Regions from separate parts of the Homo sapiens genome. Here region 1 is linked to region 2. A link is an interaction called in ENCODE POLR2A ChIA-PET data of the cell type or tissue named here. Cell type or tissue: MCF 10A. All regions are shown on one strand. Each heading gives the region's core, and the rest is flanking DNA. Links, peaks and the distances in the headings are about the cores only.

Evidence for each region. ChIA-PET counts read pairs that join two places held together with the same protein. Peaks named below come from ENCODE experiments on the same cell type or tissue, not always from the same donor. Only the 100,000 strongest peaks of a DNase experiment are listed, where the experiment ranks them.
Region 1: POLR2A ChIA-PET joins it to region 2 with 10 read pairs; 4 of 35 experiments call an interaction of 5 or more read pairs at or near these places.

The regions. Positions count from the first base shown.
Region 1 is chr15:80,599,273-80,611,834 of GRCh38, reverse strand. No RefSeq gene overlaps it. Among named protein-coding and RNA genes, the nearest start is that of ARNT2-AS1, 21 kb to the right of the region's middle. In MCF 10A, for the core only: no CTCF peak of the experiment used is centred there; DNase peaks (open chromatin) are centred at 2,964 and 6,904.
Region 2 is chr15:80,656,248-80,668,809 of GRCh38, reverse strand. It overlaps the pseudogene RNU6-380P. Among named protein-coding and RNA genes, the nearest start is that of ABHD17C, 33 kb to the left of the region's middle. In MCF 10A, for the core only: a CTCF peak has its summit at 8,516; DNase peaks (open chromatin) are centred at 5,859 and 8,519.

The DNA.
Region 1 (12,562 bases), core at 2,425-10,424, 57 kb after region 2:
GAGATGCTGTCTCTAAAAAAAAGTGGCCATCCGAGCCTGCCCAGCTACTAGACTGTCAGCTCTCTGCCCACTGCTGTGACCTCTTGACCTCCACCTGCAGGCTCAGCTCGGTTCCTGCCGCCATCAGGTCATCTTGCTGCTTGTTCTGCCCAAGAAGCCTGTTTCTAAAACCTAGGCATTACCTTGTGATCTAGGGCGGCAATCAAGGTCGTAACTGCTTCATGATGTCTGGGTCCTCGTCTGAATAACCTTCAGGGGACTAGTCCCCACATAAAGGGCCCCTGGCTCCTGCCTCTGCCTTGCCACTGGACTTGTACTTGTTGGGTCCCCAGTGACTCCTAAGCTCCAAAGCCACTGGACATTTTCAGGCTGGAAATTACTTTTCAGCCATGTCATCTTGTCATTTGACATTGTTGATGCTACTCCCATGATACATGTCTGTGAAAACAATTATGGTTTCCTTTTGGCTTTCTTGAGTGTTGAAAGTGAGTTCATATCACCTTGGCCAGAGGATACAAAGGAAAGAAAGAGGAAGTTGGAAGAGTGCTTTTTATTTATTTATTTGTTTATTTATTTATTTTTGATAGAGTCTCGCTCTGTTGCCCAGGCTAGAGTGCAATTTCTTGGCTTCTTTGATTTCTTTGATTGCACCAAAGTAAATTTCTTGGCTGTGTAAGGTGTTAAAAAGGAGGTGAAGGAGAGAGAAGGATGAACAGAACTTCTCTGTACATTTCCTTGCAACCTCCTGTAAAACTATAATTATTTCAAAAGAAAATGGTTTCTTTAAAAAACTAAGGCTTCAGTACAGTGTAAATGCAGTTTATTTATAAATTACAAAATGCTCTTCCTGCCGAGTATGGTGGCTCATGCCTATAATCCCAGCACTTTGGGAGGCCAAGACAGGCAGATCACCTGAGGTCAGGAGTTCAAGACCAGCCTGCCCAATATGGCAAAGCCCTATCTGTATTAAAAATACAAAATTTAGCCAGATGTGGTGGCAGGTGCCTGTAATCCCAGCTACTTGGGAGGCTGAGGCAGGAGAATCGCTTGAACCCGGGAGGCAGAGGCTGCAGTGAGCTAAGATCGTGCCACTGCACTCCAGCCTGGGTGACAGAGTGAGAGTCTGTTTAAAAAAAAAAAAAAAAATCCAACAAAATCAAAGTTGCATTTGGAAATTAAGACTTACAAATTAAGTTGAATTTGGAAATTAAGGACCCTCTTGTTCTTGTGTTTTTTTGTGAGACATCACCAGTACATACAGGCCGGGGAGGTGCATGCAGTAGAACCTTCAACTGGCAAATCCAGCATTGCCTTTTGATTGATTTCCTCACCTTCAATCAATCTACAAACACGCATTAATCAGCCGGGTGCAGTGGCTCATGCCTGTAATCCCACCACTTTGGAAGGCCAAGGTGGGCAGATCACTTGAGGCCAGGAGTTCGAGACCAGTCTGGCCAACATGGTGAAACCCCATCTCTACCAAAAATATAAAAATTAGCTGGGGTGTGGTGTCACCCGCCTGTAATCCCAGCTACTTTGGAGACTGAGGCAGGAGAATCTCTTGAACTTGGGAGGTGGAGGTTGCAGTGAGCCGAGATTATGCCACTGCACTCCAGCCTGGGCAACAGAATGAGACCCTGTCACAAAAAAACAAAGCAAAACAAAACAAAAAAAAACATGCATTAATCAATTTTTCACCCAGGAAGTTTGTCTATTCTAGGGCATTTCTAGATCACAATCTTGTCCTCTTAACAAATAGATTCCAGGCAGAAGTAAGAATGCAATATATTTTAATGCAAAACTAAAGCAAAAAAAAAAAAAAAAATGGAACAACCTCCCTAATCTTCATCACTGAACCTATTAGCCTTAAGCTGTGTGGATTCATATTTTTGAGAACATTGGATCTTTCTTTGTTTCTTTCACATAGGCCTTGTTCTTTTCTCTGCCTGAGGATTGCTGAACAAGAGTGGCAGTGTTGGTTTTAGTGATTTATGACTACTGCTTATATCCTGCCAGATTTCTTCATTGCCCCATTTCCTTAATTAAGTCATAATTCCTGCCTTTGCTTTGTCTCTTTTCCTTTTGCTTCCACAAACAACAGACCTGGGGGCAGCCTTTTTGGAAACTATCTTCCCTCCCACCTCCCATTTCGCAGTGAATCATATTCTAATCACAGAGATCAGTGCAGCTGGCCCTCAGCATCCTGAAAGCCTCCCTCTCCACTTGAGGTCCTGATTGCTTCCCCCATCTAGGGCGAGGCGTCCCCCTGAGCCTGCAATGAGGAGGGTTGAGGACACCTGTCCCGAGCCTTCCATGAGTCTTGAATCTTCTAAACCTGTGCAGTGGTGGGGTGGGGGTGGTGGCAGATGAGAGTGCCTGAAAGGAGGTTCCTAGAGAATAGCCCTGAACCTCCCACTTCATTATTGTCCTTTGGAGGTTTAAATATCATGGGCCAAGTTTTCCTTAAGCCATTCCCTCTCTGGCATTGGGGATGACCAGCTGTTTGTTGTCTCTCCCAGGTCGGCTGATTTTGCTTCCCGTCCATGTATTGTTCTAGCTCATGCAACTGTCATCTCTGCTCATCCAAAAGCTTAATCGGGAATTGGCACGTACTTTTCCTTGGCTCCCACTTCTTTAGCAAGGATGCATGTAACTGCTTCTTGCACTCCTGGATATTTGGTTTGGGCCTCCTCACTTCTGAGACAGAGCACCTGGATTCCTGTCCATCTCTGTGGAAGACTTGGCAGCTGGAACCCTCCCTCACCCCTTGTCTGTGAAGTTGGTTGAATGATGTCTGCCCTCCACCCAAATATGTCCAAGTTCTAACCCCTGGTATGTGTGAATGTGACCTTATTTAGAAAGAGAGCTTTTGCAAATGTAATTAACATCTCAATTACATTGAGCTGCAGACCAAGGCATGCTCAGGCTTGCTGGCAGCCTCCAGGTGCCAGGAAGAGGCATGGAGCCTTCAGAAGGAACCAACCTTGCCAAGATCTCGATTTCAAGCTTTTGATCTTCAGAACTGTGAGATAATTTTTGTTCTATGAAGTCACACACTTTGTAGCAATTTGTTGTGGCAGCCTGAGGAAATGAAGATGCAGGTGTATTAGGGTTCTCTAGAGGGACAGGACTGATAGGTTAGATGTATATATAAAGGGAGTTTATTAAGGAGTATTGACTCACACAATCACAAGGTGAGGTCCCACATAGGCCACCTGCAAGCTGAGGAGCAAGGAAGCCAGACTGAGTCCCCAAACCTCAAAAGTAGGGAAGCCGACAGGGTACCCTTCAGTCTGTGGCCAAAGGCCTGAGAGCCCCTGGCAAACCACTGGTATAAGTCCAAGAGTCCAAAAGCTGAAGAACTTGGAGCCCGATGTTCAAGGGCAGGAAACATCCAGCACGGGAGAAACATGGAGGCCAGAAGACTAAACCAGTCTAGTCCTTCCACATTCTTCTGCCTGCTTTTATTCTGGCTGTGCTGGCAGCTGATTTGATGGTGCCCACCGGGATTGAGGGTGGGTCTGCCTTTCCCAGTCCACTGACTCAAATGTTAATCTCCTTTGGCAACAACCTCACAGAGACACCCAGGAACAATACTTTGCCTTCTTCAATCTGATCAAGTTGACACTTGATATTAACCATCACACCAGGCTTTTTCTGAAATGGTCTCCTGACTGGGGGCACCAGCAGCAGGCTAAGCATTGGAGGTTGCACTCTTGGGGTGGCGCTCCAGGGTCTCTGCCCAGATTTCCCCTTCTCTGCTGAAGGAACCAGCTTTGAGTTTCAGCCACTCCCTCCTTCTCAGGGTTCTTATAGGTCTGATGAGGCTGCTGGGAGTCTTATGTTGGTTTTCCTCAGGGGAGAAGCAATGTTGCTCTCTTCAGAAAGTTCAGCCTCAAAGACTCAGGATTCCTTTTAATGGGTAAATCACTAGGGTGGATTCACCTTCGGTTTATGGTGTGGACTTGAGCAGAGTACATGCACTTGACTTGGCCAGGCTTTTCTGGGTCAGCGTGGAAGGGTCATTCACCACAGGCCTGGTGAGTGGAATTTGATAGAGAGGGCTCCTCAGCTTCTCACAGGATCTTTGTGAGTCTGATTTCTGGCCGTGCTTCTGCAGAAAGTCCAGGCTGAGAGGAGCTTTTCTCTCTTGCTGAGGCTTCTGGGAAACAAAATAAAATTCTTCAGAACATCTGGATCTCCTTTCCTCCTCTGAGAAGGTGGTCTCCGTTATCACTGAAATCCCCTTCAGACTTTTGTGGTCTTATAAAATCCTATCAGCTTCCTCCTCTCCAGGGCTGTGCCTTCCCAGGCAACAAATATTGGCATCCAGGGTAGGGTCACCAAATGTCCTAGTTTTCCTGGGACTGAAGCATTTCCTGGAATGTGCTACATTCACTGCCAAAACTGGGAAAGTCTAAGTATTAATAAATAGGGATGGGTTGCTCTCTCTAGTCCTTGAAAAAATTGATCTTTGAGGACAAAGTACTGTTCACATCTATAGTATGAAACATTACTAAAATATTATTTTGATTGAAAAGTGAAACTTAATTTCTTTGTATCTATAACATTGTTTTTTGTTTTTGTTTTGTTTTGTTTGTTTGTTTGTTTGAGAAGGAGTCTTGCTTTGTCACCCAGGCTGGAATGCAGTGGCATGATCTCGGCTTACTGCAACATCCACCTCCTGGGTTCAAGTGATTCTCCTGCCTCAGACTCCTGAGTAGCTGGGATTACAGGTGTGCGCCACCACATCCCACTAATTTTTGTATTTCTAGTAAAGGAGGGGTTTTGCTATGTTGGCCAGGATGGTCTGGAGTGCCCGACCTCAGGTGATCTGCCCGCCTCGGCCTCCCACAGTGCTGGGATTACAGGCATGAGCCACTGCACCCAGCCTCTATCTATAGCTTTTAAAAGCACATATGTTTTTTGTTTTTTTTTGTAAGAGAGTAATTTACATAGCAGCATTTACAAGTTCTTACTATCTATGCAGCTGCAGTTTAGTGGTTATTACAATAGTCCTGCCTGAGGCTGAGTTCTTCCGAGGTGGAATCTGAGAAAAATTGGGTAAAAGTGATTTATTTAAGGAATTCCCAGGAAAAACTGGGAGGGATGTGGAAATTCCATCTGCCACCACCTCCATCCCACAAAATTGCACAGAACATGCAATACACAAGGAGGCTCAGCTGTCACCAAACCCCAGGGAAGGCTCAGGGAGACATCTCACTCCAGGAATTGAGATTGAAAAGAAAGAAGACTAAGCAAGGCAAATAAAGTTTCTGCAGAGGGTAAATGTATCTCAATCCCACTGGGATGCTGTAGAGAAAATATGTTACAACTTAGAGATGCCCCCATCTAGGAGCAAGGAAGCTGGCATATTGATGCCCCTGCACCCAGGAGTCATTGGTAATAAGCTATTCTCTGTGGGATGTAAAATCCTAGGAACCCCTGGCTCTGCATGCTTTGGCAAAGTAGGATCCAACAGCTTAAGGACAGTCTTTCAAAAAAGGGATATGGATCCTTGTGCCTGAGCATGAAAGCAGAGGGCAGGTGTGGATGAAAATAGGCAGAGGGTCCCATGGCCTGCTGGCAGCACCATATGTCTCTCCAGCAGACGAGTAGAGTCCCGGGGACCTCTGTGGCCTGCTCAGCAAGGCTATGCTCTCTCAACCTTCCCTGTGTCCCTAACCTCCTCATTAATGTCCAAGGAGGCCCAGGTCCCTTGGATCCTGGATCTGTGGCATCTACAGAATCCTTGGGCACAAGACGCAGTGAGAACCTGCATTTCCATCTTGGCCCCGGCCACGAAGCCTGATCACCTGCCTCTCTTCCATTTTTTCTTTATCTACAGGCCATCTGCCTGAGACATGCCATGTTCCCATCAGATGACCCCAGGCATCATGCAGGGTCCACTCGGGTGACAGGAATCCGTACTTTACTCATTGCTTTTCAATTCTTCCCATCTGTCATTCATTAGGAATCCTTTTAGAACCCAAGGATTCAGGTTAGATGAGATGCCACCTCTCTCTGACTACTCCTGCCAGCCTGTCCCCTTGAAGCCTGCCAATTTTTGTCACAATGAGATGCCAACTGTGTCTCCATTCCAGCTCTCTGCTTCCTTACCATAGACTTGAAGCAAACCAGGAATGAAAATACAAGTTTGCACGCTCATAGCCAGCACAGAGTGGGGGTTCTGAGACCTATCTGAAAACTTTTCTAAAGCTGCAACCAGTCACTGTGAATTCATTATAGATAAAGACAATTGAGGAATGATGGTGCGACCCAGAGTAGGACGAATTCTTTGGAATTTATTGAACATTAATTGAGTGTCATGCACTGTACAGGGCATAAACCGATGAAGGAAAAACCTGAAGTAGCCTTCACTGAACACGTCCTCAGCATCGCACCCTGAATCATTTCTCTCTTCTTCTGTCCTGTCTCCAGGGGAGCCAGCCCATCTCTTTGTGCTAGCACCCGGGCTTGGACAAAACTCTTTCCCACCCCAATGTGACGACTAGGAAGAGAGCCTGCTGTTCTTGAATTAACACTTCATTCTGACTGCTGATAGTGAGCCTAGGATGACTCCAAGCTCCCCGGCATCTTCTTAACATCTGGGGTCCTGGTTCCTCATGGAGTTGGTAACTAGTTGGCCCTGTGTGCCCTTCCACAGGGAGCTCTCAAAACCATGCCTTTCCTAGGAGTAGGTGGGGTATGAGGGATCACGAGGGTTTCCAGGAACCCCATGTAACATCATCCCTGACATGGCTCTATTCCATGGGCCCAACGTAAACTCATTGTGGCTGCAATGAAAACATAGCTTCCACTTAAAGGAGTGGGGATTCTGCGAAAAAAACGAGTAGGCACACCTGCACTCAATGAGCCTTGTGAATGAGAAATGCTCACACTCTGATAAATCACTGTGATGAAATGTTTTCTGGCCTCATCAGCCCCAGGCCACATTTCTTTATTCTTGGCATATATGTTTGACTCTGGGTAAAATGTGTGGAAAGAATTAGTAATTTATAATTAGGAGGTTGTGGCTGTAGAACTAGAGGCAAGCTACATTCCAGGCATTTTAATCTGGTGTCCTGCTGAGAGGCTATAGCTATTTCATGACTTATAGGGGTCTCGGGCTTGGATTTGGGGGTCTGTTAAGTGATTTCTGCAAAAGCTGAGCCAACAAGCTGTGCGCCCAGTGGGTAGACTCCATCTTTGATGGGCCCCAACTGGGACCTCTTGCTTAAGTCATGCTAATCACAAACGCATGAGATACTCAGCCCTTCCTGGACTCCCCCTTCCCTCTTTTGTGTTGGTGCAGAATAGGTGACCTCTACCAAAATCCTTAGTACATTCCAGAACATCATATTGCTTGCCTCTCCCCTCAGGATGAGGCAGTCCTCATGAGTGGGACCTGGGTCGTCCCTGTGTAGCCTCAACCCCAGCACTGTTCATGGAGCAGGTGGTGGGGGCCACGCAAATGCTTACTGAGAGAACATGCTTAAAGGATTTACAGGAGAAAGAAGCTCATGATTGTCAGGCATCAACATGGTAACGGGGGGATAAGCTTATTTTTCTCAGTGGAAAAATAAGTTCTCTCTGGGAGTGGAGGCTGAGAGGGGAGTAAAGTCTAGGTGGTATCATGAGAATGAGTGCTGGTTCTTCCAGCGGCTTTGTTCCACTCCCTGAATTCTGAGCAGACACAGTGCTTCCCTCACCCCTGCTCTTGACCCCTCTCACCTCTCCTTACTCACTTGTCCCAATCATCAATAAGAGTGAATTGGGGCCAAGTGTGGTGGCTCGTACTTGTAATCACAGTACTTTAGGAGGCCAAGGCAGGAGGATCACCTGAGCCCAGGAGGTCGAGGCTGCGGTGAGCTGTGATTGTGCTACTGCAATCTAGCCTGGGCAACAGAGGGAGACCATGGCTCCAAAACAAAAAAGATGCCAGGCACAGTGGCTTATGCCTGCAATCCCAGCACTTTGGGAGGCTAGGCGGGTGGATCTCCTAAGGTCAGGAGTTCAAGACCAGCCTGGCCACCATGATGAACCCACATCTCTACTAAACAAATATAAAAATTAGCTGAGCGTGGTGGTGAACACCTGTAATCCCAGCTACTCAGGAGGCTGAGGCAGGAGAATTGCTTGAACCCGGGAGGAGGAGGTTGCAGTAAGCTGAGATCGCACCACTGCACTCCAGCCTGGGCAGCAGAGTGAGACTCTGTCAGAAAAAGAAAAAGAGCGAATTGGAATACAGTATTATTGTTCTTCATACTTTTCTATACCCTTCACTTTAAAAACAATGAATGTATATCATCAGAAAAATCAGAAAAATAATTATATTGTTCCATCTATGTAAAGGGTATATTTTTGTTAGCTGTTTATTTTGAGGATTGAAAGAGGGACTACAGGTAAAGCACCAGCCTAGGTCATGGCAGGTCCTTTGGCCTTCATTCAGTACTTCTTCTCCTCATCGTGCCCTGCAGTCCACTCAGCTTCCCATCTGCCACAGGTGTGTCCAGCTAGAGTGCATTCTACCATTGCACACAGGTGTCCTTCTCTTTCCCACTCCTTGGCATCAAAATTCCATAGTGGTTCAAGATTTCAAGTTACTGTGGGTGATCATTTATTCTCTTCTTATTCTGGCAGGCAATTTGCTTTAGATTACTTTTAATGATTTTATAAGTAATATATATTCTTTGTAGAACAAGTCATATTAAAAGTTACAAGGATGGAAGGGAACTTCACCTCAGATCCCATTAGGTTGAGACCATCATGAGGGGATTTTCATCCATCTGTTATACATATAAAGGCATATGCCTTTTTTTCTTGGAGAAATACACAAGATAAATGAATAAATGCATATGTAAATAATTTCACGTAAATGCAATGTTATTATACGTAACACATTTATTTTAAGTTTTGCTTACTTTCTCTGCTTCTACAATCCCTCCAAATACAGCTTATTAATGTGAATATGGTATTTTATACATTTTTTTTTTCTGAGACAAGGTGTCATTCTGTCACCTAGACTCTAGAGTGCTGTGGCATGATTATGGCTTATTGCAGCCTCAAACTCCAGGGCTCAAGTGATCCTCCTACCTCAACCTCCTGAGTAGCTAAGATTACTAGGTATGTGCCACCACACCTGGCTAATTAATTTTTTTTTTTTTTGTAGAGACAGGGTCTTGCAATGTTGCCCAGGCTGAATACTTTATACATTTTCTACATGTACATATGTATGTATATATACAACCATGTACTCACACATGAACCTAACTAATGTGCTTTTGGTCATGTTTGCTTTATCAACATAGATTAATTTCATTTATAATTTTCTGATTATTTATTTTATTTATTAATATATTGAAATAATGCTATCTGATAGTTCATGAAGTAGGTATTCTCCAATGTATTCATCCATTCTTCTATCAGTGAGCTTTGCCTTAATTTACAGTTTTCCACCCCTACAAAATAAGGTGGCAATAAATATTTCTATAAATATATCTGTATTCAACATTCTTATTTCGCTAAGACAGATTATTAGAGATGGGATAGTTGAGTCAAAGATACAGTTTTATTTAATAGATATTGTCACGTCACTCTCAAAATGAATTGCAAAAATTTCTATTTTTACCAAAAATAACTAAGACAATCCTTTCACATTCATTCCCACTTTTGCCAGTCCATTGGGGTGAAAAATGTCATGCCATTGTTACTTTAATTTGCATTTCTTTGACTAGTTGTGAGATTTAAGTGTCTGCTTTCTGAGTTCTGTTTAATTATTAAATATTTCCATTATACATCATTTTGAGAAAAGTATTATAGAATTTTACGTGCTCATTACCGAAATGAAACAGCTGTTTAACATTTTGCCATAATTGCCTCAGCTACTTTTCTGTTCCTTTTTAGTCAATACCTCTTTTTTTTTCTCTTTCTTAATCTGTTTTAAGGAATTGAATCATACAAGTCATTCTATGTCTTTCTTCTAAGGATAAACATTATCCAGAATTGTTTTTAGCATCAATGAGGTTATTTTTCTTTTCTTTCTTTGACCAATTATCTATTTATTTACAAAATATGTTAATATGTTGAGTTATAAAAATATGCACAGCAGTTAAATTCAATGTTATATTTTTAGAATTTTTGCATCTGCAACAAGGTATTTAAGTGCTGCGATATATTCCTTTGTGTACCTAAATCACAATTTATTCATTTCTCTACTAAAGGATAGATTATTTTCTTCCACTTTTTCACTCTTACACACAGAGCAATAAATATCTTTTTATCTGTCTTCTTGTGTATATGTGAGACGTTTTGTAGAACAGACAGTTGGAATTAGAATCACTGTCATGGGTTTGTACATCTTTGACATTCCAATATGCTGTTGGAAAAATGGTACTGATAAATGTCATCTTTTTCAGAGCAAGTATGCTATTTTCCACTAGCTAGGAAATAGAATTCCTGTCTCCCCATATCCTCAGTAACAATCATGTTATCAGACGTAGTAAATCTGAGCGACATAAGCATTTATTTTGTTTTAATTTTGCCTTTCCCTTAATTACAATGAAGTTCAGCGTCTTCTAATAGATTTAATGCCATCTGATTTTCTATGAACTCACAACTCAAATTCTTTGACCATTTTTCTATTGAGTTCTATTTTTTTAAATTGACTTTTAGGAATCTTTCATTTATTCTGAATACTACATTTTTGGGTATACAAATTGCAAATATTTTCTACCAGTTAATGGACTGTTACATTTTTTGAGGCTGATTTTTTAAATTGAGTTAAACTTTATCAATATTTTACTTCATTGTTTGTTGTCTTTGTGCCGGGTTTAAGAAATCCTTCCAAGACTTGATTTTTAAAATATATTCTCCTAGATTTTTTCTAAATGTTTTACATATATTGCCTTTAGCCTTGCGATGTTTTCATCTGTGTAGAGTTTATTTTTTCTATAGGGTGTGAGATGAGAGTATGAAGATTTCTTTTCCTACATTCTTTCCTCGAGCACCATCTATTGGAAGTCTAGCTGGTCCCTGTGATTTGTAATGCTGACTCTTCCAAGCTTCTTTCTGAATGTCTGTGGATTTCTAGGTTCTTTGTTGTGTTCTGTGATCTACTTTTCCATCTCCATGCTAACCTTACACTTTTTTTTTTTTTTTAGAGAAAGGGGGTCTCACTCTGTCACTCAGTCAGGAGTGCAGTGGTGTGATCATAGCTCACTGTAGCCTCGAACTCCTGGGCTCAAGCCATTCATCTCTTTTTTGTAGGGATGGGGCCTCACCATGATGTTGGTTTTGAACTCCTGGGCTCAAGGGATCCTTACCTCTCAGCTTCCCAAAGTGCTGGGATTAGAGGTGTGAGCCACCATGCCTGGCCCAACCCCACACTTCTAATGATAAAGCTTCCCACTGTCCGGTGGGATAAAGGCTGGCTCTTTTTTCTCCTTTTCTTCCTCTTTCTCCCTCTTTCTTTTCTTTTTTAGATCTTATTCAACAAAATTTACTGCCTATCATTTTTTCTTCCATAGGAAATTTGAAATCAACTTGACAAATTCCACAAGAAACTGCTGTGATTATTTTTACATCAACTTTATTTAGAGACAACCTATGCACAACAGAATTTAATGTACCCATCTTAAATGAAGGGTTTGATGAGTTTTGTGATTTGTATACACCTTTGTGACCATCACACAAGAAAGATATAGAACCTTTTCATCATCTCACAAACTTCCCTTGTGCCTCCTCCCACTTACTCCTCCGGCCAGCAACCAACGATCTGCTTTCTGATTGGATAAGTCTTATCTAGAGTTTCATATAAGTGCAATCATTGTGTATGTTTGTGCCTGGCATTTTTTGCTCTGCATAATGTTTTCGAGCTCTGTTTATGCTGTTGATTGTATCTGTGCTTTGTTCCTTTTTATTGCTGGGTAGTATTCCACTGTGTGGTGGTACCACAATTTGTTTATCCACTCACCTACTGATGGACATTTAGGTTGTTTTTCCCTCATGGCTATTACATATGAAACTGCAATGAATATTCCTATTCAAGTCTTTGTTTGGAAATATGTTTTTATTTCTCCTGGGCAAATAGCTAGGTATGAAAAAGCTAGGTCATAAGATGAGTGGATGATTAACTTCCTAAGAAACTGTTACTCAAAGTGGCTGTACCATTTTGCCTTTATGAGGGTTCTAGTTGCTCCATATCCTGGGCAACACTTGCTATCATCAGTCTTTTTACATTTTAGCCAAATATTAGAGTCACTGTATATTTTATTTTCCATTTCCTTGATGACTAATGATGGTAATCAGTTTTTTCCACATGCTTATTTGCCATCTGTATATTTTCTGTGGTGACGTGCCTGTTCAGATTTTTTGCCTGTTTTGTACTGAGTCATTTGTTTTATTCCATTGTAAGAGTTCTTCACATATTCTAGGTACTAGTCCTTTGTCAGATACATGACTTGTGAATGTTTTCTCCCATCAGTGGCTTATCTTTTCATGCTCTTAGCAGTGTCTTTTGAAAAGCAAATGCCTTTAATATTTATGTAGTCTAATTTGTCAA
Region 2 (12,562 bases), core at 2,435-10,434:
TATCTGAGGTGTATGTGCCAGCAGTTCCATTTGTTGGGGGTTTAAGTTTCTGAAACAACTCAGAGAGATATGGTAAGATGTTATCTTTAGTTTCTATGTGGAACCAAACATCTCGTGATTCTAATTTCCTTGGTTATAGTTTTAAGCTACTATTACTTTCTTGCTTATCAAGTTGCTCACTTACTTCTCAGGGTGAGCTAGATGCCTGGAATTTCTCTAGAAAGAACTCAAGATTTTCCTTGACTTCCATGCTTGTGAGAGGCTGTCTGGCAGGCCCCTAAGAGGCATCCTTGCTCCGTCTCATTGCCTTGTTAGCCTGGTGGTTGCAAGGACTTTAGGCTCCTGAGGTTCCATTGAACTAGCTGGGCTAGTCCAGTCCTTGGACCTTTGAACTCAAGACAATGTCTTTTTACCTTTAGCCCAGTTTCTTGGTGTCCCATTGACCTAACCAACCTTACCAAAAAGGTCTTTTCTTTAGTATGAATGCTCAACCACCCCTGACCTGCCCAAGTAACTTGAGACTGTAACTCCCAGGTGCCATCATCGGACAACTGATTCATGCCTTGTTTCTCCATCTCGAAGGTCCAGAAAACAGGAACATCTGGTATCCCAAGTATGTGAGAGATTTAGATTAAGTCAGCCTACATACAATCTGATTAAAGAGCACTGTGAAAATGTCAAATGCTATAAATATGGATAATATAGTAGTAACTGAGAAGCAGCTTGGTTAATTGAAGCCAGTCCCAAGAGCTATCCCATAATTATGGGGTGATTGTGTCTGGTATGCCCCGAAGCATGGCAAAGATCTTTTATGCAAAGAGACAAGTCAAATAATTTTGCATCCCATTAACGTCTAAGATACAACTTTAACCTAGGAAATAATGCTAAGCATTCTTAAGAGTTTGATAAGTAAAGAGAATGTCTTGACTTAGGCACCAGCTGTTTGTCTTTATGGCATGTGACCCCAGTCACCAGCTGGCAGTTCTAAAAGAGAATGGGTCCTCCATTGTACCTCAGGCTCTTGGCAAATCCATCTGAGTGTGAAATAACTAGAAAAGTTTTTCTCTGACCTGAATAGATGAGAAAAAAATATGAAAAATCAGGGATGAGGATTACACTCTCAAGGTCAACAATTCCTAAGTCAATAACCAGGACTCCAGTGTTTACAATACTGACATTACCTTTTCTTTTTTCTTTTTCTTTTTCTTTTCTTTTCTTTTTTTTTTTTCAAGACGGAGTTTCTCTCTTGTTGCCCAGACTGGAGTGCAATGGCGTGATCTCCATTCACTGCAACCTCTGCCTCCCAGGTTCAAGCGATTCTCCTCTGGGAATCCTCAGCCTCCCACATAGCTGGGATTACAGGCACCTGCCACCACACCTAATTTTTTTTTTTTTTTTTTTTTTTTTTTGTATTTTTAGCAGAGATGGGGTTTCACCAGTTGGTCAGGCTGGTCTTGAACTCCTGACCTCAGGCGATCCACCTGCCTCGGACTCCCAAATTGCTGGGATTACAGGGACATTACCTTTTCTTGAAATGTTAACAAAGGCCAGATGCGGTGGCTCACGCCTGTAATCTCAGCACTTTGTAAGGCAGAGAGGCAAGAGGATTGCTTGAGCCCAGGAGTTTGGGACCAGCCTGGGTGACATAGTGGTGTCCTGCCTTTAAAAAAATAATTAAAATTAAAAAAAAGTAGATGTCTCCATTCTTCTTTCATATCTTGATGTTAGCCACATTCCTAAATAATACCCCATAATAAGACTATTATGTTTTTAATTTGACAGATTAAACCTCCAGATCACAGATTTATTATTTTATTATTATTATTTTTTTGAGACAGAGTCTCCATCTGTCGCCCAGGCTGGAGTGCAGTGGTGCGATCTAGGCTCACTGCAAGCTCCGCCTCCCGGGTTCACGCCATTCTCCTGCCTCAGCCTCCCCAGCAGCTGGGACTACAGGCGCGAGCCACCATGCTCGACTAATTTTTTTGTATTTTTAAGCGTTAGCCAGGATGATCTCGATCTCCTGACCTTGTGATCCGCCCGCCTCGGCCTTCCAAAGTGCTGGGATTACAGGCTTGAGCCACCGCGCCCAGGGATTACAGATTTATTTATTTAAAACTTCCAGATTACAAATTTATTTTTAAAATGTTGCTGTGGAATGAGTACAGAAGGGATTGATGTAAAAATATGTGTGTACTCTGCAGTTTCCTTCTGTACCTTTTCACAGATTTGGTGTGGTTTTTTATTTGTTTGTTTTGTTTTGTTTGCTTTTTGAGACAGGGTCTCACTCCATCATCCAGGCTGGAGCATAGTGGTGCAATCTTGGCTCACTGCAGTCTCAACCTCTCGGACTCAAGTGATCCCCCCACCTCAGCCTCCTGAGTAGCTGGGACTACAGGCACACACACCACACCCAGCTAATTTTTTGTATTTTTGTAGAGACAGGGCCTTGCTCTGTTGCCCAGGCTGGTCTCAAACTCTTGGGCTCAAGCAATCGGCTTGCCTCGCCCTCTCAAAGTGCTGGGATTACAGGTGTGAGCCACCACACCCGGCCTTTCACACATTTATGTCTAGATGAATGATTTCATTCTTGGGCCTCTCCCTGGATAATCTCAACTTCTAAATCTTGAATACCTACCCACCTCTTTTCCCACGTCTTCAGTCTGTAATTCCACCTGCCTCCTAGGCATCTCCACTCCAATGAGCTGCAGGCCCCTTCTACTTATTATGGCTGAAATGGAGCTCAGCTCAAACCCCCACCTCATCTACCGGAGCCCTCCTCCCATGCTCCCAGCTCAGCGAATGGCACTCCCCAGAAAGCCAGAGCTAGATATGTTGGTGTTATCTTTGATTCCTTCTTTTTTTTCACCCTCTATTTCCAGTTGGTCTGGGTCTTGCTAATTTTAATCCTGACTATAATTGAATCCATCCCTACCTTAATCCAAGCTACAATTCTTTTTTATTTTTATTTATTTATTTATTTTTTTGAGATAGGGTTTCACTCTGTTGCCCAGGCTGGAGAGCAGTGGTGTGATCGTGGCTCACTGAAGCTTGAACATCCTGGGCTCAGGTGATACTCCCACCCCAGCCTCCTGAGTAGCTGGGACTACAAGGAAGCACCACCACGGCTGGCTAATTTTTTGTATTTTTAGTAGAGATGGGGTTTTCATGTTGTCCAGGCTGGTCTTGAACTCCTGGACTCAAGCAATCTGCCTGCCTCACCCTCCCAGAGTGCTGGGATTACAGGCGAGAGCCGCCTGCCCAGCCTCAAGCCACAATTCTTTCGTGCATAGATTGCTGTCTTAGCTTCTAGGCTCTGCCTCAATTCTTGTTCCCCATAAAATGTGTTCATGTCCCGTTCCTGCTTCAGATCCTTTAATGACATGCCCTTGACATTAAGATAAGGTCTAAATTCCATTATGTGGCCCCTGCATCCTTTCTTGTCTCTCTAACTTTATCTCTAGCCATTTCCCACCTCATCAGAACCTTCTCTCAGTCCCTTAAACAGGCCATACTCTCTTCCCTTACCCCCCATTAGACTCCACAAGGACAGGAAGGATAGTTGCCTTGATTATCATCACATTCCTAGGGCCCAATGCAGCATCTGGCCCTTGACATATGGCCATGGTCTGTGAGTCTTTGGTGCATTGCAGTTTCCCTTCTAACTGGTCATTATAAAAAATGTACTTTTATTTTGTAAAAATAAAATAAAATAAAACAGCATCTTGCTTTGTTGCCCAGGCTAAAGTGCAGTGGCGTGATCGTAGCTCACTGCAGCCTCAGACTTCTGGGCTCGAGCGATCTTCCTCCCTCAGCCTCTCAAGTAGCTGCGACTACAGGAGCTCGTCACTATGCCCTGCTGTGTGTGTGTGTGTGTGTGTGTGTGTGTGTGTGTGTGAGAGAGAGATGGGGTCTTGTTATGTTGCCCAGGCTAGTCTTGAACTCCTGGCCTCTTCATGATATCCTCCCACCATGGCCTCCCAAAGCACTGGGATTACAGGCATGAGCCACCTCTCCTGGCTTAAAGATGTATTTGTAAGGTTTTGTTTTGTTTTTGTTTTTGCCACAGGGTCTCACTCTGTCACCCAGACTGGAGTACAGTGGTGCAATCTTGGTTCACTGCAGCCTCAACTTCCCAGGCTCAAGTGATACTCCCATCTCAGCCCCCTGAGTAGGTGGGGCTACAGGTGCCCACCACCATGCCTGCCTCAGCCTCCCAAAGTGCTGGGATTACAGGCATGAGCCACCTTGCCTGACTTATAGAAGTATTTTAATTCCCATATTCCTCTCTTGAATTCCTATCAGACGAAGTAACCTTATCCTCCTAAGACTGTTTGTACTATACTATATTATATCTCACGTCCACATTATTACCAGTGAAATACACGTTATTATGTAGGCAGTGGAGGTTGCACATATCATTTACAAAATAAGGCTCTTCCTGTAGAAGTCACACCTGTCTTCCATAGCAACTGGTTTCACAAGTCTATCTAGGTGTTTGTCTCCTCCTCTAATTTCAATCTAAAGCCCTTCTGATCTGGACGCCCTATCTCCAGGACACGAATATTAATCTTGACCCTCTTGAGGGACATTCCTTCCCTAGTCATGTGTCAGTTTGCTGTTTCACAGAATGTTGATGTTTCGTGTTGTTGAAGTGTTCCAATATTTGGAGACCCCGATCGTCAGAAATTTCTTCTTTATGTCTAACAAATTGCTCCTGCTTTAATTTTGAAATGGGCACTCCAGGAAGGGAGAGTTCCACACATCTCCCTGATCCCCAGCTCCCACCCCCCACCCCCCATAATCTTACAGTGAAGAATAGAGATCCATGAAGCCCATTCCTTCTTTCATGGCACCCTGCCCTGGAGTCTGATTCTCCCATGTTTACAGAACAACACCAATCATGGGTGACTTGGACACTCCATTTTATGTTTTTATTTTTATTTTTCACAAATTTGTGTATCATACTCATGCAGGGTCCATGCTAATCTTCTCTGTATCATTCCAATTTTTGTATATGTGCTGCTGAAGTGAGCACTATTTTATTCTTTTTAAATCTAATGAGATAAGGTTTATTTTGTTTCCTCGTGTAATTTCAAAAGAATTACTAGTTTATCAAATTTTAAGCAACATATTGTTAGGAAAATAATGTGAAAAGTGTCTTTCTCTTTGCCACATCAAATAAGAAGAAGGGATAGATTTTTTAAAAATCAATAACTTCTGAAAACTTACAGAGGAAAGTCTGAACAAATTCACTTTAGATGACGAAGTCTTTGAAGAATGAGGGGACTGCTCTCAAGATGACAGTGTGAAGAACATGATATAAATGGATGAAATGGAATTCCAGAGAGGTTCCTTTTCTGTGATCCTTCACTATTCTTACCTTGCCAATCTGTAGCCCTGAATAAACACAAGCAGGCCAGGTGCAGTGGCTCACTCCTGTAATCCCTCCCAGCACTTAGGAATGAGGAAGTGGGAGGATCGCTTGAGCCCAGGAGTTCGAGACCAGTGTGAACAACATGTAAAACCCATGTCTCTATAAAACATATTAATGAAAAAAATTAGCTGGCCATGGTGGCGTACACCTGTGGTCCCAGCTACTTGGAAGGCTGAGATGGGAGGAGGATCACCTGAGCCTAGGAGGTTGACACTGAAGTGAGCCGTGATTATACCACTGCACTTCAGCCTGGGTGACAGAGCAACACCCTATCTCAAAATAAATAAAAACACAAACACCTGTCTCCTTTGTTCTTCATCATGGGCTGCTGTGCTTGGCTGTGGAAATTGGTATCTCATTGCACAACATCAGCCGTGCCTTCAATATTGCTCACGAGTCTTCTTACTCATGAGACTTCCTTGTTGATGTCCTGTTCCCAATCAGACCACACCTGTTATCATACACAATTCTGGAGCCACATATACAGAGAGATTGAGACAAGCTGAAGCATGTGCAGAAGCTTAGAAATTCAACCTGTGCCTTGTGAGCAGTTCTTGAAAGAATGTTTGATGTTTAGTTTGAAGAACAGGAGAGCTGATTTCTGAAGTCCAATAGTCATTCAGGAGGTTCCAAGAACTAGAACTTGGACTAATTGGCAAGAATTGCAGAGAGAAGGATTCAAGGGTCAGTACAAGGAGGGACCTTACAAAAGTTCTCCAAAAATAGAATGGGCTCCCTCAGGAGAGAGTTCCCTTCACTGGAGCTGATTATGTCAAAGTCTAATCTGTCACAGGTGGCTGAACTAGAATGCTGGGATCCCTTGTAACCAAGAGGGCCCATTATTCTGTGTTGTAGCTTTCAAATTTATTTTTTAAATGTTTTTTTGTTGCATTATGTACAAGAGATACATCATGATGATTAAAATTGGGCTTTTGCCAGGGAGGAGGATAAGAAGGCAAAAAAAAAAAAAAAAAAGGATAATTACTGCATGGCATTAGAAGTGCCATACTAAAAGGTCGTCTAAGAGCACAAAAGAGGAAGTGACTACTGAAGAAGTCAGAGGCTTTTCATGAAGGAGGTGAGTTTTAAGCCCAATCTTGTAGAATTGAGCCAATGTGTCCATAATCAAGAAGGAGCAAGTACAGTCATTTTGGAAAATAATGTGGAGGTTCCTCAAAAAACCAAAAATAGAATTACCATATGACTCAGCAACTCTGTTTCTGGGTATATATCCAAAGGAATTGGAATTGGAACATCTAAGACATCTGCACACCTCTGTTTATTTCAGCATTATTCACAACAGCCAAGATAGGAAGCAACCTAACTGTTTAGCAGTGGATGAATGAATAAAGAAAATGTGGTATATACACACGCAATGGAATACTATATACAACCTTTAAAAAACAAGGAATGTCTGTCATTTGAGACAACACAAATGGAATCAGAGGACATCATGTTAAGTGAAATGAGCCTGGCACAGAAAAACAAATAATGTATCATCTCACTTATATGTGGAATCTAAAAAAGTTCAATCACATGCAAATGGAGAGTAGAAAGAAGGGTGGGTACCAGAGGCTTCACAGAGAAGGAGGGATAGAGAAAGGGGAGTTGTTAGTCAAAGGGTACAAACTTTCATTTAGACTACAGATAAGAAATAACATAGTGATCTACTGAATTGCATGGTGACTATAGTTAATAACAACATATATTTCAGGACCAGGCACGGTAGCTCATACCTGTAATCCCAGCACTTTGAGAGGCCAATGTGGGTGGATTGCTTGAGCTCAGGAGTTCAAGACCAGCCTGGACAGCATGGTGAAACTCCACCTCTGCCAAATATACCACAAATTAGCCAGGCATGGTGGCACATGACTTTGGTCCCAGCTACTTGGGAGGCTGAGGTGAGAGGATCACTTGAGCCTGGGAGACCAAGGCTGCAGTGAGCTGAGATCGTACCACTGCACTCCAGTCTGGGTCTCAGAGTGAGACCTCATGTCAAAAAACAAAAAAAAAAAAGTCAAATAAAATAAAAAAAATATTAAAAAAGAAATAATAATGTATATTTCAAAACTGCTAAAAGTATAGATGTTTAATATTCTCACCACAAAAAAGTGATAAGTTGGTAAAGTGATTGATATGTTAATGAGCTAGATTAATCTCTACAATGCATACATTGGAGATCAAAGCATTACATTGTACTCCACAAAAATACACAATTACTTGTTAATTATAACTAATAAATTAGTAGAAGGAAGAGCCATAAGCAAAAGTACAGGAGAATTAGATGTGCATGTTGTGTGTAGCCTAATGAATATAAATGGCTTTAAATGACACTGCACCTTTGCTTTCCAACAAAAGTTAAACTTTCATTTCCCCTGATTCAATCAGCAGACTTTTACTGAGCACTTATACTGTATACGATATTGGGAGGTGAGAAGCTTTAAAGCTTTAAAAGTAATCTAAGACCCGATTTTTAACAACCTTATAAGAGCTTAAGCTCATGATGCCTTATGTTTGTTATGAGACCACAAGAAATTCTTGAAGACTTGAAGCCCAGGGATGAAAAGATTAAATAGGTGTTGTAGAAAGTTGTGATGTCTTGTATGAGGTGGTGCGGACTTCAGAGCCCTTGAGGTTAGGAGACTTCTGACCTGGTGTAGCGAAGCTGGAAATAGGGAGGAAGGGATGGAGTCAATAATTATTTCAGAAGTAGATATGACAAAACTGAAATATGGGAATGGTGAGGAAGCAGGATCAGTTGAACATGACTCAGAAATTTCTGGTTAGAGTACTGAGTGGAAGATGAAAACATTGCAGGAACACGAGATGATGAAGAGTCTGATTTTAAATGTGTCAATTTAGAGGTGCCCAGGGACATCCAGTTGGGACAATCTGATGATTCTCAGAAATATGGGCCTAGAGCCCAGGAGAGAGAAATGGAGGCTGATAATAACAAGGTGGAGTCACTGTAAATCAATCATCTCTGCCCTGGATGCCTTCCCTCCTTTCCTCTGGAAATAGAGCCTCCTTTATTCCAGGAACAGCTCCTCTATCCTACCTCACAGTCCCCACCATGAGGCTCTCTTTGGAACTGCCAAGTTCCTCCATCACCACATTCCCTGGCCACTGTTGCCTGATCCAGAGGCAGGTGTCTGACTCAAGAGAAGCTAAGTATGATTGCTTCATGGGGATGTTTTTAAAATTTAAACATCCAGCATGTACAAAAGTCTACAGAATAGCATAATGTTCAGTGTGTTGTCCTGGGTCTTAAAAAAACAAACAAACAGAATAGCATAACAGACTCCCATCTGTGTAATACCCAGCTTCAACAATGATTCATTGACCTATCTTGGTTCAGCCATACATCCATCTTTTTCCTCCGTCGTCATATTATTTTGAAGCAGTTACCAAAAATCTGGGATTTCACTCTCTGGTATTGGAAGGTGTAGGATGTAAATAGACAGGAGTGGTTTGCAGCCATGCTTCTCTCATGTTGAAAAAGCCAGTCTAAAGGAAGAAAAGATGAAACTGACATAAAGAAAAAAATAGGAAGAAAGAGTTCTGGAAGCTTTTGAGTCTGTGGTTCCCAATGTTCCAGAGTCCTCTCCACAGTTTGATTGTTCACATCTGTAGATTCTCTGAGCCCAAAATCTTCCTTCCAGCTTTAACTAGGTTGAGTAGGATATCAGTCCCTTACTACCAGGCATTCTGACTAATACATATCAGTATTCACCTAATGATTGAAGCCATCCTGGGAGGTCGTTCTCTCTTGTAAAAACAGCTTCCCTCCCCTCTGAATGTCCAAATCCTTTAACACAAAGGTCACCTCCTTCATGGCAATTTCCCTAATCCTAGTAGCAGGAAGTGGCCTCTCCTATTCCTGAATCACAGGGCACCTTATCTACACACCCTCATGGTGTGCCCTGTGTTCTCTTATTTTACAGCCATTTGGGTGCATGTGCTAGCTTTTTGCTACAAACTGTAAGCCTCTTGAAAACATACAAAAAGACTTGAAGTGGTTTTTTTTTTTATTTCTCATCTCACCTCTCAACATCATATACAGTATAAGTTCTTGGTAAAAGTCTGCTGATTGAATGAGGGGGAAAAAGTTGAACTTTTGTTGTTAAATAAAGGTGCATTTAAAGGTTGAGAGAAATGCATGGAAAGAGATTCAGGGCAATTTCCCTAGTCTTCTTACATCAATTCTGTGCAATAGAAAGGGAGTGTATAATAATCATTCAGAAATACAGTCATAATAAAACCAAGAAAGCAGCACCCTAATTATATAATATTAATTTAATGAAAACATAATGGCTACCAATATGAAACCATGGTTACTGCCTTTTTCAATAAACTCCATAATGAAAATGTACTGGACTATATTTTATTTCACCTAAAAGGAGTATGCTATGCTTTAGAGTTCTCAAGCTTTATCATGCACTGGAATCATCTGGAAGATCCTGTTAAAAGGTAGGTTCTGATTCAGTAGGTCTGGGGTGGGTTTGAGAAGATGGCTTTCTGACAAGGCGAGCTCCCCAGTGATGCTGATACTATGAGTCCATGGGCCACACTTTGAGGAACAAGAATGTATACCAGTGATTCCCAAAAGTGGCTGCCCAGTGACGCCATCACGGAGCTTCAGAAACTAATGACGCCTGTGTCCCACCCCAGATCTTGTGATTTAATTCATCTAGGGTGTGGCTAGACTTTGGAAATTTTAAAGATCTCCAAGTGATTTGAATATACAGACAAGTTTGGGAATTACTGCTCTGTTCATTACAGAATTAGACTCTGAATGGCCAGATCTGGGTTCCACCTCTGCTACTTTCAGACTGGCTGGGTTATCTTGGGAAAATCAGTTCATATCTCTGATCTTCAGTTTCTGATCTCCAACAGGGAGGTCATAAATCCATTGATCACATTTTCAAGAAACAAACTAGAGAAGGTGTAGGGGGATTTTTGTAGCCTCTAAAGTTCTGCGTGGATATGAAGAATTACTGGGAATGAGTCTGGATCAGAACTCTCCAATATGATAGCCGCTAGCCACATTCAACTATTAAGCTCTTGAAAGGTGGCTAGGATAAAATGTGGAAAATATTTAAGCCAGGCGTGGTGGCTCATGTCTGTAGTCCCAGCTACTCAGGAGGCTAAGATGGGAGGTTCTCTTGAGTCCAGGAATTCAAGGCTACAGTGAGCAATGACTGCCCCACAGCACGCCAGCCTGGGAGGCAGAGCAAGACTCCTGTCTCTAAAAAAATTTAAAAATAAAGGGGAAAAAAGAAAACATTTTAGATATCTTGGATTAAATATATTAAAATTGGCCAGGCACGGTGGCTCACACCTGTAATCGCAGCACTTTGGGAGGCCAAGGCGGGTAGATCGCCTGAGGTCAGGAGTTTGAGACCAGCCTGGCCAACATGGTAAAGCCCCATCTTTACTAAAAATACAAAAATTAGTAGGACACGGTGGCACGCACCTGTAGTCCCAGCTACAAGGGAGGCTGAGGCTGGGTAATCCCTTGAACTTGGGAGGTGGAGGTTGCAGTGAGCCAAGATTGCACCACTGCACTCCAGCCTGGGTGACAGAGTAAGACTCCTTCCCCAAAAAAAAAAAAAAAAATTAAAATTGACTTCACCTCTTTCCCTCTCCCTATTTATTTACTTAGTTTTTTTCAATCCTGCTCCTTCTGTAAGTTTTTGTTTGTTTGTTTGTTTGTTTAAGAGACAGGGCCTTGCTCTGTCACCCAGGCTGGAGTGCAGTGGTGTGATATTGGCTCACTGCAGCCTCAATTTCCTGGGCTTAAGCGATACCCTACCCTAGCCTTCTGAGTAGCTGGGACTACAGACACATGCCTGAACACCTGGCTGCCTGGCTTCCACCTGTTTGTTTGTTTGTTTGTTTGTTTGTTTGTTTTTGCAATGTGGCTATTAGCAAATGTAAACTTATATATGTGGCTCACCTTGTGTTTCTATTCAACAGTGCTGGCCTAGACTTTTTAAAGAAATGGCAGATGGCAAAAAAATTAACTTTACATTCCCAACTGCTAACACAGGAATTCTAAGTTCCTCCTAAATCCAATACAAATAAATGTTGAAAAGAATATCCTAGATGAATGAGCTATTTCAATGTGCTGTCAGTCATTAAACGGAAACATTCTTAGGATCAGGGTGGGATACACATAATATTACATACCTGGAGGTAGAGCTCAAAGGAAAGGTACACTCTATTTACAAAGGAGAAAAGAGATGGGCCATCACTGAAAACAGATGTTGTATGGAAAAAAAAAATACTAGTTTTGAGGCGGGGGGGAACAGCAAAAAAAGAGCAATCAGGAACTAATGTCTCCACCTCTCATTTTCTTGCCCATGTGCCTCCCGAGCCTTATCACAGTCCCACAAGAGAGACTGAATTCCAATGGCTGGGACTTCTTGGCCAGAGCCCAGAGCAGTAGAGAATTCTGATCTAGATTCGGGATGTGATACAACCAGCCTTGCCACTTGCAGCATGTGATTGCTTGTATTAGTGCATTTTCATGCTGCTGATAAAGACATACCCAAGACTAGGGCAATTTTACAAAAGAAAGAGGTTTAATGGACTCACAGTTCCACATGGCTGGGGAGGCCTCACAATCATGGCAGAAGGTGAAAGGCATGTCTCACATGGTGGCAGACAAGAGAAGAGAATGAGAGCCAAGTGAAAGGGGTTTCCCCTTATAAAACCATCAGATCTCATGAGACTTATTCACTACCATAAGAGCAGTATGAGGGAAACTGCCCCCATGATTCAATGATCTCCCACTGGGTCCCTCCTACAACACATGGGAATTATGGGAGCTACAATTCAAGATGAGATTTGGGTGGGGACCCAGCCAAACCATATCACTGCTGTAATTAATCCACTGTACCAGAGGATTTCATAGTAGGTAAGGACACTTTGTGAGGTAGGGGGGTCCAGCACAGCGCCCCAGGGTTCTGGAGCAAGGCCATGCCATTTGCAGCAGAGAATTCGTCACCATTTGAGAAGCAGATCCTGTGTGCTACAGGGTCCCATTTGAGACCATGCATCAGGGTTTGGACACTGGCACACCCTCCAAGTCATTAGGTAGGACGGGCACAACAGCAGTGC